Regions from separate parts of the Homo sapiens genome. Here region 2 is linked to region 1. The links are chromatin contacts, found by Hi-C or POLR2A ChIA-PET in ENCODE. All regions are on one chromosome and are shown on one strand. The core of a region is the stretch at or near the end of the contact, and the rest is flanking DNA. Distances in the headings are between cores, read along the strand shown.

The links. A loop is a pair of places that touch in the nucleus more often than their neighbours do. ChIA-PET counts read pairs that join two places held with the same protein, here RNA polymerase II (POLR2A). Pooled maps may share reads with other maps.
Region 2: a pooled map shows a loop between it and region 1 (2.3-fold over the local background). The contact joins two enhancer-like sites. A Hi-C loop is called at or near these places in 2 of 50 pooled maps. POLR2A ChIA-PET finds 5 or more read pairs at or near these places in 2 of 52 experiments (HEK293 and OCI-LY7).

What each region holds. Positions count from the first base shown.
Region 1 is chr10:22,568,747-22,574,764 of GRCh38, reverse strand. PIP4K2A (phosphatidylinositol-5-phosphate 4-kinase type 2 alpha) reads left to right here. Exons shown (of 10, transcript NM_005028.5): 5 at 1,308-1,454. Among named protein-coding and RNA genes, the nearest start is that of LINC03027, 130 kb to the right of the region's middle. Within about 2 kb of position 4,349, at least 2 of the 41 ENCODE cell types and tissues checked have a DNase peak (open chromatin) inside an H3K27ac peak, as active enhancers do.
Region 2 is chr10:22,821,796-22,828,639 of GRCh38, reverse strand. No RefSeq gene overlaps it. Among named protein-coding and RNA genes, the nearest start is that of ARMC3, 100 kb to the left of the region's middle. RefSeq lists an enhancer at 2,993-4,192. Within about 2 kb of position 3,464, at least 4 of the 41 ENCODE cell types and tissues checked have a DNase peak (open chromatin) inside an H3K27ac peak, as active enhancers do.

The sequences.
Region 1 (6,018 bases), core at 3,100-5,599:
CATCTAATTTCAAATAACAAGGTGAAACTCTACTCAGGAATTACATGAGATTAAAATTTATAGCTCAGTTATTGTCAATAAGAAAAAAGAAAGGGAAGAGGCATCTTTAAAACTTGCCAAAACTCTAGATGGCAAAAATCAGAATCAAGTACCAATGCTGTTTATCTTTAATGATCAAAACCAAAGACTTTTTCATTCTTAAGGTGGTTAAATATTATCAGAATTGATTATTAACAGTATTTACAACTAAGAAGTTTGAAAGGACATTTTAATTACTTTTGTATTTTTTATAAAATGCTCATTGTAAAAAAAAAAAAAAACAGAAAATGAAAAATTCAAGCAGTATAGTAGAAAAGGATCAGAATTCCCTCCAATTGCATCATTAGCATCTCTGAATATGCCCAACATGTATGGTGTTTACAGTAATGGAATCTCACCATTTATGCTGTTTATTATCCTGGAGATTGCACACGTGTCAGTGGACATAGAGCTTTTTTGAAATATTACTTCCCCATGATTTTAAAGGAAGGAAAACCTAAGCTTCCTTTGGGAAGTGCAGAGGGACCCGTTTTATGAAAATCTGCTCTCAGGGAGAAGTGGCTCCATCTTGTGGCCCTCTGGAGTTTGGTCATGAAAAACAGCCAAGGTCGTGTTGTGTTTTTTTTGCAACTCTCCTCGGAAATGGTGTCAACCCTGGGCTTGTCCAGTTAACTTGGTGGAAACCAGCAGGGACAAGGCAGTCCCCATCTGCCGGCAGAGCAGGAGCGAGGGTGCTATGGTCACAGGGGTTGCCCCCTTCTCCCCTGCTCTCTTGAGAAGCTTAGCTCTGCCCTCCCAGCTTCTAACACTGGGCTCCCCACAATTTCCTCTTTCATCTCGACTTCAACACTGTTAGAGAAGCTATTTTAGCAGCCAGGTTGCTCTGCCTCAGCCTTGTAGTCAGGGCTTTGGGGGTAGAAGACAGAGGCGCTAGGTGGAGTGTAATATCCCTTAAAAGGAATTTGAGAAAGATAGTCACATGTCCTCTTGCCTTACACGATCATATCCAAGGTTTGACCATACAAATTCCATTTGGAATGTTGGAAAAAAATCTGTTTGGAGATAAAATTGAATTTTCTTTTCTGTGTAGAGATGGTGAACACAGATGTGATTGGTAAGCAGTACAAATGTGGTCATTTTCTGTAAATAAGACCCTAATGGCTGGAGGTTTTCACTTTGTATGAACACCATAGGCGTATGTATTTTACATCTAAGGAAGCAATCTTTTGATTGGATGTTTTTTTCCTTTTTCTTTCTCTCCTATGCAGTACATAGTGGAATGTCATGGGATCACCCTTCTTCCCCAGTTCTTGGGCATGTACCGGCTTAATGTTGATGGAGTTGAAATATATGTGATAGTTACAAGAAATGTATTCAGCCACCGTTTGTCTGTGTATAGGAAATACGACTTAAAGGTGAGACTGATTTTATGAATTTTTGTAAAGTAACTCAAGCTTACTCTTCTACATTGTAAATGTTGTCATTGATCATCAGAAATGCTTAGGAGCCGCTCAGCACTTAAAGCTACCAGACAAGTAGCAGTGTATTCCTTCCTGTGAGGCAATAAGTGCTTGCTGGCCTCACCAAAAAACACTGGCACATGTTAGAGATATCACATCTACTTAAATATTCAGCCAACTGCATACCAGGCACTGTTCTAGATGCTGGAAGTGATGGGATGAACAAACCAAACCTGCACTCGGGGAGCTGACATTCTGGTGGGTAAAGACAGGCAGTAAGTAAAAGTGATAAGTTAGTCATAGAGCATACCCAGAAGTGGTAAGTGCTATAGACAGAATTAAAGAGGGGGAGGGTTTTAAATAGTCCTGTCAGGGAAGGTTCCCCTGAGAAAGATGACATTGGAGCAGACTTGAAGGAGATGAGGAAATGAGCTGAGGAAGAATATTGCTGGCAGAGGGAACTGTAAGTACAGAGACCATTTCAAAGGCTTGGAGATAAAGGGGGGCCCCTGGAAATTCTGAGAGTGGAGTGACATAATCTGGCTTCTGGTATCACCAATTCAGGGGAGAATGTTCAAGTTAGGGGTTGGAAAACTATGACTTTCCTGAATTCCAAATCCTACTTGAGGGACTTTTTTTTCTTTTCTTTTCTTTTTTTTTTGAGAAAGAGTCTTCCTCTGTTGCTCAGTCTGGAGCGCAGTGGCTCAATCTTGGCTCATGGCAACCTCTGCCCCACTGGCTCAAGCAGTCCTCCCACGTAGCTGGGACCACAGGCACGCACCACCATGCTCAGCTAATTTTTTGTATTTTTTGGTGGAGACAGGATTTCACCATGTTGCCCAGGCTGATCTTGAACTCCTGAGCTCAAGCAATCCACCCACCTTGGCCTTCCAAAGTGCTGGGATTATAGGCATGAACCACCGCGGCTGGCTGGGCCAATTTTATAAATACATTTTTATTGGAATACCACGATGCCCCTTGTTTCTGTATTGTCTGTTACTGCTTTTGCACTGTAATGGCAGAGTTTGGTAGTTACCGCAGAGACCATTTGGGACCACAAAGCCTAAAACGTTTACCCACTGACTGTTTGCAGAAAAGTTTGCCAAACTCTGGTCTCTGACATTTGGTTCTCAAGTTTTTTGGTCTCAACGCTTTCACGCTCTTACAAGAGGACACTCGAAAGCTTTTGCAGATGTGAGTTGTGTCTGTGGATATTTACAGTATTAAAAATTAATATAAGAAATATTAGAATATGTAGTTTCTTTAAAAATGAGAAAAACATTACATGTTAACATTTTTATGAAAAATAACTATTTTCCAAAAGCAAAAACATGAATGAGACAAGTAGCATTGTTTTACATTTTTGCAAATCTCCGTAATGTCTTGACTTAATGTGAGATAGTTGGAATGTCCTGTCTGATTCCGCTGTCAGTCTGTGTGGTGTTATGCCGCTGAAGTATGTGAAGAAAATCTGAACTCACACAATAATGAAGTTTGGAAAGTTGTTAAAGCATGTTTTAACAACTTTTTTGGATAATTGTAGATATTCTTCTTTGATACTACACCAAAGCTTGACAAGAGGTAATTTCTCAAAGCTTAGTTACATTATGAAATCTGAAATCATATCAATGAACTTTTTGTACTCTTCATCGAAATCCATTGATTGGTTTGCATGCATTGTTTGAATGTGTGATTTTGCCAAGGCATGCACTTGCCATTTGGAACACATTGGTTCACTGAGTTATTTGACTCTTCCAAATATTGACACATTTCATTATACAGTATCAAAAAGTCATAACAGTGTTACCACCAATGTCATCAGAAAAGTCTTTTACATATTGGGAAGCGGTCAGGCCCAGGATGGTGGATATAAGTTTTTTAAAAATCAGTTTTTTACTTGGAATCTCAAATTTTATCACTGGCCACAAGCCCTGTCAGTTGTTTTCTGTGAAATGACCACATGTAGCAAGCACCCCAGCATACAGGGGAGCCTAGCAGCTTCATTCATTTTGTAGCAAACATCAGTCACATGCCCAGATCTAAATAAACATAGACTGTCAGTTGTTCTTTCAAGTAAAAGTGTTGTTTCATGAAAAAGATGGCCAGTTCAACTCATAACTCAAACCGTCACGAAAACAGTTCTTAAGAAATCATTCCTTCTTTATAAACAGAAGTGCTTTATGTATATTTCCTGCACAGAATATTGAAAAGACGTGTACTCCTGGGTCTAGATTTGATACATTTAATGTTATGCTTTCATGTGTTTACTAGATGCCTACTTGTATGACACACCATCTTAGCCAGAAGTTCAGCAACTCGTACACAGCTCACAAGTCACAAAAACCAGGATGTGTGGCTTCAGAGGTTTCTGAAATGACGCTGGGTTTCTTAGATGGTGCTGGTTTTTTTCATTGTTTTTTTTTTTTAAATCACAAACACTACTAATACCCACTGTTGCCACTGTTTGACTTATGCTAAACTGCTAGCAGTTCTTCCCACCATTGTTTTTGCATTATTTATACAAATATCAAGACGCTGAAAAAGGCAAATAATTTCTCAGTATTATTATAAAAATAGTTTTGGCTTTGTATAGTTTTGGTCTTGGGACCCCAGGGTTCTGAACCATGCTTAGAGAAATGCTAGTCTAAGTGAAGGAAATGGTCTGGGCTTGTCTCCTAACCTCTGAAGTCCCCACACACTGGATCCACTTCCCAAATACACCCTTGTCCTGTCCTGTCTTAAAGTCTTCGCCCAAGCAAGCCATTTTGTGCCCCTGGAATTGCCCCTGGGGAAATCCCAGCCATCCTCCAGGGCCCTTGCCAGCACCAGCTCTTTTCGTGAAGCCTTGGCGGTACTGCTCAGAGCACACAGGACTCTGTCTGACTTCCCCAGGGAAGAAAGCCAGAGTGACCTCTAAAGTCACATGTTGTTCTTTTATGACTTGTTAACCTTGTGTAAGTTGCTGAACCTCTATGACCCTCCGTCTCTTCATCTGTTAAAATAGGGATAATTTTACCTACATTTGCAGGGATGTTTTGAGAATTAAATAAGATACATATGTATTGTGTCCAGCGTGAGGCATGGCATATGGGAGTTAATGAATCTTGGTTGCCTCATTCATTCTCCTGATGTGTAAGTGCCTCAAGGGCAAGTATGTTCTTCTACTTAACTTTTTTTTTTTTAATCCCCCTGCAATGCCTAAGATAGCGCCTCGGACAAGTAGGCATCTGGTAAACATATCTTGGAGTAAATTATACTTAGAGATTGGATATTCTAGTTTTAATTTGCCTTGCTTTTTTCACAGTTTCATCTCCCTTTCTGGCTTGTGGCATAGATAAACTCTGTTCTTGCCAGTGCTCTCAGTTGTGATGGAACCTGTACATCTGGCATTGTTTCATGGCTTAAACTCTTGGCCTTCCTTTTCTATTTTTTTTAATAATTTTTTATTGTGAATTAATTTAAACTTGGATGAGTTTTGTGTTTTGTTGTTCCCAAGCTAATGATCAGCATTTGCATACAGATGAAGCTTCCCTGAGAATCAGAAGCAGGGTGGATTATATTGTAGGAGAGGAAACACACACACAGACACAGACAGACACACACACACACAGACACACACACCCCAAGAACTTGGTTAAGAATTCAAAGTAGAATAGTTTCTTCCTGTTCCCAGCATCATAGGCAGTGCTCAAGTATTACAAATGTCCCATTTTTAAAAAGTATTTGGGAACATTCGTTGTGAAAAATCAGTGTGTAAAGGAAGGTACTTCTGGTCCATATTCAGGAATCCCTAAAGGAAGGAAAGTAGACCATGGCAAGTAACAGTTGCTGGGCATGGCTGTGCAGAGGGGCTCGGACTGTGGTCGTAGAATGGGTTCTCAGGTTTGCCTTCATGAATGGTTCACATTATCTGTCTCCATCTGATGGGTCAGCTTTGGGCTGCTCTGAATCGCCCTGAGAAACATTGAACATTTTCCCTGGGCCAGCAGCAGCGTCCCTCGGATCTTCCAGTCCTGGGGGCACTGAGCACCAGGGGGATGGAAGATCGGCCCTGGGGAGACCCCCCCAGCCTGGTCTTGGCTCCCTTCCCCAATGTGAGGAGTCTCTTCCGTTCAAGTTTCCGCATCTGTGAATTGCAGGAAGCTCAATCCTAGTCAATGCCTGAGCTGCTCGATGAAAGCCAGTAATCAAAAATTTTGATTTCTTTGCAGATGGCCAATCTAAAAGCCACTTTCACTTTTCCCAAGCCAACTGTAAGTTCATTTAATGAATGGCTAACTCAAGTAACCCAGGGCAATAGATGTCTTTTCATCAGGTGGTAAAGAAGCAAGTGGCTTGGCTGACCTCACGATAGTTAGGGGTGTCCAGTGCAGGAGGGGAAGGGAGCCCAGGAAATTGGCCTGTGATTCTTCTCCAGCCATTTATGCAGTAAACACAGGACATCTGCTGTGTATGAGACACCGTGATTGTCATCCATACTTAGGAATTCACCAGACCATTTGTTTCCCAGCTTTTCTTT
Region 2 (6,844 bases), core at 2,215-4,714, 250 kb before region 1:
AGTATATGCTATCAATTATAATTAAGGTTTTGTTGAGTTATTGTAAACCATGGAGATAATCAAACTTCTTTGTCATTTTTGTTTCTAACTGTAATTACCCTGGACATGTTGCTATTGACAGAGAGTTGTTGTCTTATTTTAATCCTTTTCAAAAGATGGTTTATAGTAAGCTGTAAGACTTTGACAGCTGCTCTGAAATGCAGGTTTATGATGAATTTGGATATAGTAACATTGGAATACAGGAAAATGCACAGGACTCACGAAGAACTGAAATGCTCACAAATATGAAGCAAAACAAGAGTTAACTAAATGGACTGAACTCAGGACGCTGAAGTAACTTTTTTGACTTTTGGTTGGAATATGGCTAATCCATGTTTTTTCAGTCAAGGAAACTTATTTTGAACTATTTACAGCCTTTAATAATTGAGTAAAGCATACTCCTATGAACAAAATTTGAAGCATGTTTGTCTCTCTCTGCCTGGTTCCTCTAGAATTTGGAAACTATCTGTGAGTATTCTTATGGCAATATATTTGTTTGCATCAGTGCAATAAGAGTCCATTTTTCTTTTGCAACAGGACACAATTGGAGAAAGTAGTTATTCTACCAAGGCTTTCACTGGAAGGATATGCTTCCCTTTAAGGAGTCAAGCTCAACTTGCAGAGCCAATAAAAGCCCCATAGGGAAACTGGCCTCATTCCCTTGTCTATGCAGTCCCTATAAAGGGTCCCTGACCTGTGGTCACTAAAGAATGTCACTTTCTAACAGGTCCAGGAGCTCCAAGTTTATCTTGGAACCTTAAGAGGAGTGGATCACCCAACTCACGGGTATTTGAGGATGCAAACCTATGGCTCGGCTCAGCTTTAAAAAGGTCTCATCTGTGATTCCTTGTGGAAAACATTTCCAACAAAGCCAATCCAAAAGGCCTATGCAGAAATAGTTATTCTTGCTGCATTTTAAGCAAATAATCAGGCCAAGTATAAGACTAAAGTCTATTTTGCAAACCACTCAGTCCTATCATAATTTTTTTAACAAAAATAAGGACTGGAGAGAGAGAAATTATGTTCTAAAGCTTACCATACATTTGTCATTAAATCCTAAAATCATTAGTTGTTTTTAAGTTTTCACCTACATTTCAGACTAACCCTGCTTGCTCCTCTGAACCAACCAGCAATCCCTGGCTGCAGGTCAGAAAGAACAAGAGGGATGGGTAATGTAGAAATCCGGATCAATATTCTAGTTCTGAGCAATTATCCTGCAAATCCTGCCAGGTGATGGAATAAATAGGGTGCCCATCACCTGGAGGTTTCCTTTTTGGGAAAGTAAAACCAAGGGAACTAAACAAAGCCAAGCATCATCCATCCAAATCCTAGCAAGCATAACTATAGCCGCCGGTTATCTGGGTGTGTCACAAGACATCCTTTTCTCTCCCTTGGAAGAGGACTCAGTTCCACAGTTTCACCGTAGCATTCGGCTTATAACAAGGAGTCCATGCAATACCCCCTAAGACACATTTTTGTCCCAGACTCAATTTCAAGCTTTGGGTCAAAGCCCTGGAAAGAAAACTGGATCTGAGCGATCCAGAGGCAGATGGCAGCAGAGATTAAAAGGCACAGCGTAGGTGAGCGTAGCTGTTTCTTGCCGATTAAGCCAACCCCAAGCTTCCTGTTTCATGGATAAAGGCCACGTTAGTATCCATGGCATAAATGAGGTCCAGGGAACTCCGAGGCTACTGACAGTAGGTGGGATAGGGGCATAGGTGAAAATGGATAATTCCTATTCTCTGGGACCCCCTGCTTCATGGGTGCAAGCCGCTTTGGCATTCATGGTGGTGCCTGCCAAGGTCTCCAGGGCTCGGGGCTGCAAGGATGCGAGATGTAAAGAGGACGCTCTTCCCTCTCTCCCTTACTTGCCCCGGGTATCTGCTAGGAAGAGAAGGGAACCAAGGATGCCTGCTCCCCTCTTTCTAGATGGGTAGCCATTCATCTTCAGTCTGTACCCCTTTCAAATGCATCCTGGATCCTTGGGACTCCCTTAAAAACACGTTCTTTTTCCTTTCTTCTCCTCGGTTCTCCCTTCACTGATAGGTAATTGTGTCTCTCCTTACTACGGGACACTCCCCTCAGATGCATCCTCCAAACTGTTAATTTCCCAAACCTTAAACTGGTTGGCTTAGGATTGGACTCGGGGGAAGGGAACCCAGAAGCCCAACATCGTGGCAAAAGGGTAAAGTGTCTTTACCAGTCAGGCGTTTGGACTTTCCCTCCCTGTGCAAACTGGTAAAAGCTTTTTGAGCTGTCCTTACCCCTCCCCTTGTTTTGTTTTGATACATGTTTTCTAATAAACTGGTTTGTCTGTTCTTGCCTTCAGGCCATCAGACTCCAAACGGTCATGCAACCAGAGCCTCTGACAATGGCCCCTTCTGCCAGGAACCCTTAGATAGGAGCTGATAGCTCCCTCTGAGGGAGCTCTGACTGCCTTTTCCCCAAAACAGAGCCTCCTGTCAGTAGGAAGCAGTTAAGATCGGTCTTTGTCCTTATCCTTAATCTAAGGGCAGTTAGGTGTACTTCTTTAGAGCAGGGAATGAGGCAGCCAGGTGGGAGGGGAATCCCTGGGGAAACTCCAACCAGCCCGCCCTCTAAGGTGGAGGGTAGGGAAGTTTACGCCCTTTGCAGCGGGGAGGCCGTGGCCCCTCCTCTTCCTGTGCAGAACCTGGGATTCAAATGGCCTGGCGGGAAGTGCTCTAGCAGAGGGACTCTGGCCTTGTGAGAGTCCCTGTTTCCCCTTTTTTTTTTCCCCTTTTCACCCAATAAAACCCTGCTTTACTCACCCTTTAAACCATCTGCGAGCCTAAATTTTCATGGCTGTGGGAGAGACAAGAATCCGATCTTTAGCTGAACTAAGGAAAAGTCCTGCAACAAAATCATTCCTTAGTTTCTTCATTGGTGAAATGCGAGTGATAGCCACTTCACTGAGTCGTTCTCAGGATGAAGGGAAATGACAGGCAAAAGCACTTGGCAGAGCACATGACTAGATCATAGGTGTTCCCAAAATGATCGTTTGAATCTGTGGAATCATGCTTTCTTACCTTGTTCTTAAGTGGTGCTTTTCTTCCTGGGCTTATTCACAACACTGCGTAAAATAATTTTAGATATAATGACTAGTTTAGGTAATTAGTATCCTCTTCATTTTATAAATGGAATAATATTCAGACTCAGCGATTAGGGTTGTGTCCGCTTGAGACAATTATGCCAGTCATGTAGTATAATTTGGTTCAAAACATTTTTTCTCTTTTCCTTTTAATATACCTTTGCAGATAATTTGCATGGGACAATTTTCTTCTTACCCAAACAGCTGACTGAATCACACATTCTTGCTGGGATGAATCAGTGAGGACACACTATTATTGTTCTGAGATCTAAGACCTTGGTATAAAAGTTTTAAACGGAAGTGAGCAGTCACCTCTGGGGTAGTCTCCTGGGGGAAGGGCAACTGATTGATCACCCAAGTGACGCTAGTTCCAATTCATCATTGTCCAGGACACAGCCCAAGTCGTACACTTGCAAATGCATTCCTGTCACTCTCCAGGGTTGACTGGGCTCAGGGACTCAGACCAACCAACTTCACAAGAGAGGAAGTTAATAAACCAGCAGGCCAATTGGTTCATTTATCATGAATGATACCAGCATTTCCAGCCCCCACCCCATATGTGAACAATATGGAAAACCAGTTTGTGGGAACATCCGTAAGCCTAGAATCAGAACAAGAGGTATGAGTTGTACAATTCTAATGTTCAATGACACTGAGCTGTTTGGGTTCTGTCCATTTCAATTTGTTCTTTTGTTGCCTTCCAAGGTCCAAGGTAAAATGAAACCCTTTCAGGCATTGTTGTCAATAACAATCTGGCCTGAGTGTACCATGACTGAATGTTTCAGCCACGATTTTAGTGCCTGAAGTGGTCAGACCAGTTAATAATACCTCTCAGAAACACCCAACTTGTTGGCCAGATTCCTTGAATTTAAATTTTTTTAAAACTTTTTTGTTTAATTATAACAAGGGAATTACGTTGATCCAGTTAACACAAACTGTTGCCATGGTTCTTAAGTAGAAACAATCTTAACCCACCCCTGAAGCCAGGTAGGGTGAGGTGCTGTGAGCCCCCCATCTTTCCTCACTTGCCCATACCTGTGCTGTGGCCAAGGGCAGCAGCAAGTGTTGAAAGCGGTGCAGGAGGTGACAAGTGGCACAGACGTGGCCTGAGGGGGAATTGTGAGCACTGTGAGCTGGAGGTCATCTGTCTCCATTGCTTGGGAAGGAAATGAAACGTTGCCAATTGTTCACTTAGTTCATTTTCATTTCTATCCTTCACTTGATATTTCTGCCTTCTAACAAAATTGTCAGTGGGAGTGCCTTAAAATGCCATTTAAAAATAATATGTAAAATCTCCTAGTTTTCCAAAGGCTTCAAGTAAGCAGATTTTTTTTTTTTTTTTTTTTTTTTTTTTTGAGCCAGAGTCTGGCTCTGTCACCCAGGCTGGAGTGCAGCGGTGCGATCTGGGCTCACTGCAAGCTCCGCCTCCCGAGTTCACGCCATTCTCCTGCCTCAGCCTCCGGAGCAGCTGGGACTACAGGCGCCCGCTATCACGCCCGGCTAATTTTTTTGTATTTTTAGTAGAGATGGGGTTTCACCGTGTTAGCCAGGATGGTCTCGAGCTCCTGACCTCGTGATCCGCCCACCTCAGCCTCAGATTTTCTAGGGAAAGCTATGCAGATACAACTGAAATGCTGCCCTAAAAGAAGGAGCCATTAATCCCAATTTAAAACAGATTGGAAATCGCAACATGAGCCAACACCATGATCAGTTTCTCGTAAAAAGCTGGGTTACCTTTTAAATCCCACTTTTGGGAGACTTAAGCTAAAAATGAAGAAGGTTTTGTTTGGTTTTCTACAAAGCTGAACACCAAAGTTGAACGTTAGTCTTCAAATAAAGGTTTGTTCACTGGCTTCACACACTTCAAAGTATTTAATTCAATTATTCCGAGAGGCTACATATGAAATCATATCGCAAAAATGGCACCTAATCCAATAACTAGTAAAATATGAAATTCCTGTTGATATGAAATCAGCAATCCCCATAAGCCAAAAGAAGGACACACCTATCTTCACCTAGTGGAGAATGGTTTGTCTTTTACTAGTTCCCTGCTATTTTTAGCTGAAGTTAATCACAGTAGAAAGAATCTAATGCATCAGCTCACACTAAATGTTATTAATGACTAAGACAGCTTAACCTGTTGACCCACCCAAAGGATTAGTATTTTAACTAGGGACTATGCATTAACATAAAAGAATAAATCTCAGTTAGTAATATTTCAGGCATCTGAGACACAATGAGAAGAGAAATGAGTCAGCTCACAGCACATGGGCAATGTGGCCCAATGGGACAAAGTACAAGCTGTGGCTTTACTCTGATCTGAATGGAGTCCTGTGCCTGGAGCTTTCTAGCTGTCCACACCATTCAGATCTTAAGTAAGTTATTTAACCTATTGAAATGTGGGTAACAATAGCGCCTTCTCTGTAGGACTGTTATGATAAATAAATGAAATAATGTACGCAAAGTGCCTAGGACAGTGCCTGGCTTATAAAAAGACACCGTGACAGGAAAGCCAGTACATGAATGCTTCTCCATCTATCATAAAATCACAAAAAGCTGGTTCCACAATAAACTTCCAAATTTCACTTTCTCCTTACACTTATGGAATATTTCACAAACTTTCCAAGTACACAAATCTACAACCTTGCATTTAAGGGAGAAGTGAAATGTTTTTGTTTCTTTTTAAAATTAAGACACTATGGTATTTTCATTTTAGTTTATTTTTATAGAGATGGACTCTCACCATGTTGCCCAGGCTGGTCTCGAACTCCTGGCCTCAAGGGATCTTTTCTCCTCAGCCTTCCAAAGTGCTGGGATTACAGATGTGAGCCACTGCACCTAGCACGAACTGTTATTTAGAACTATTAAAGGGCTAAATAACCCTATCTACCACCTTATGTATTTATAGAACTTAGTTTGTGTTCATCTAAATATATGTAGAATGAGAGCTAGAACTGTTTTATAGTGAACTCTCAGACTCTCTTCCTCTTTGAAAAATATAATACTCAATAGTCGGAACTTGTTACTCAAAAGCTAGGTCACAGGGAAGATAAAGAAGTAATGCAGATGGGCGCGGTGGCTCACTCCTGTAATCCTAGCACTTTGGGAGGCCAAGGCAGGTGGATCACTTGAGGCCAGGAGTTCGAGACCAGCCTGGCCAACATGGTGAAATTCAGTCTCTACTAAAAATACAAAAATTAGCCAGGCATCGTGGTGGGCGCCTGTAATCCCAGCTACTCAGGAGGCTGAGGCATGAGAATCACTTGAACCCGGGAGGCAGAGGTTGTAGTGAGCTGAGATCGCACCACTGCACTCCAGCCTGCATGACAGAGTGAGACTCTGTTTAAAAAATAAATAAATAAATAAATAAATAAATAAATAAATAAATAAAACTAACGAAATCAGAAAGGGCATCAGGGAAACATCTTTAAAGAGAAGGTGAAAGGGAAGAAGGAAAACAATTTTTGTTAAAAATTATAAATAACTAGGCATAGTTAAATTTATTTTTTTTAAGTGAAATTTGTATTGGTGTTGTCCCAGTGCTGTATATAACAGAATATCTGTAGAAAAGCCCAGCAGAAAGAGGAGAAACCATTACAGGTTAAAAGGTTTCAGAGGTGGGGTGGTGGGATCAAGTTGTGTTAGCCAGCCTTGAAAGAATTTGCAAAATGGCTTTAAACTTGTCTGAGGCCAGTG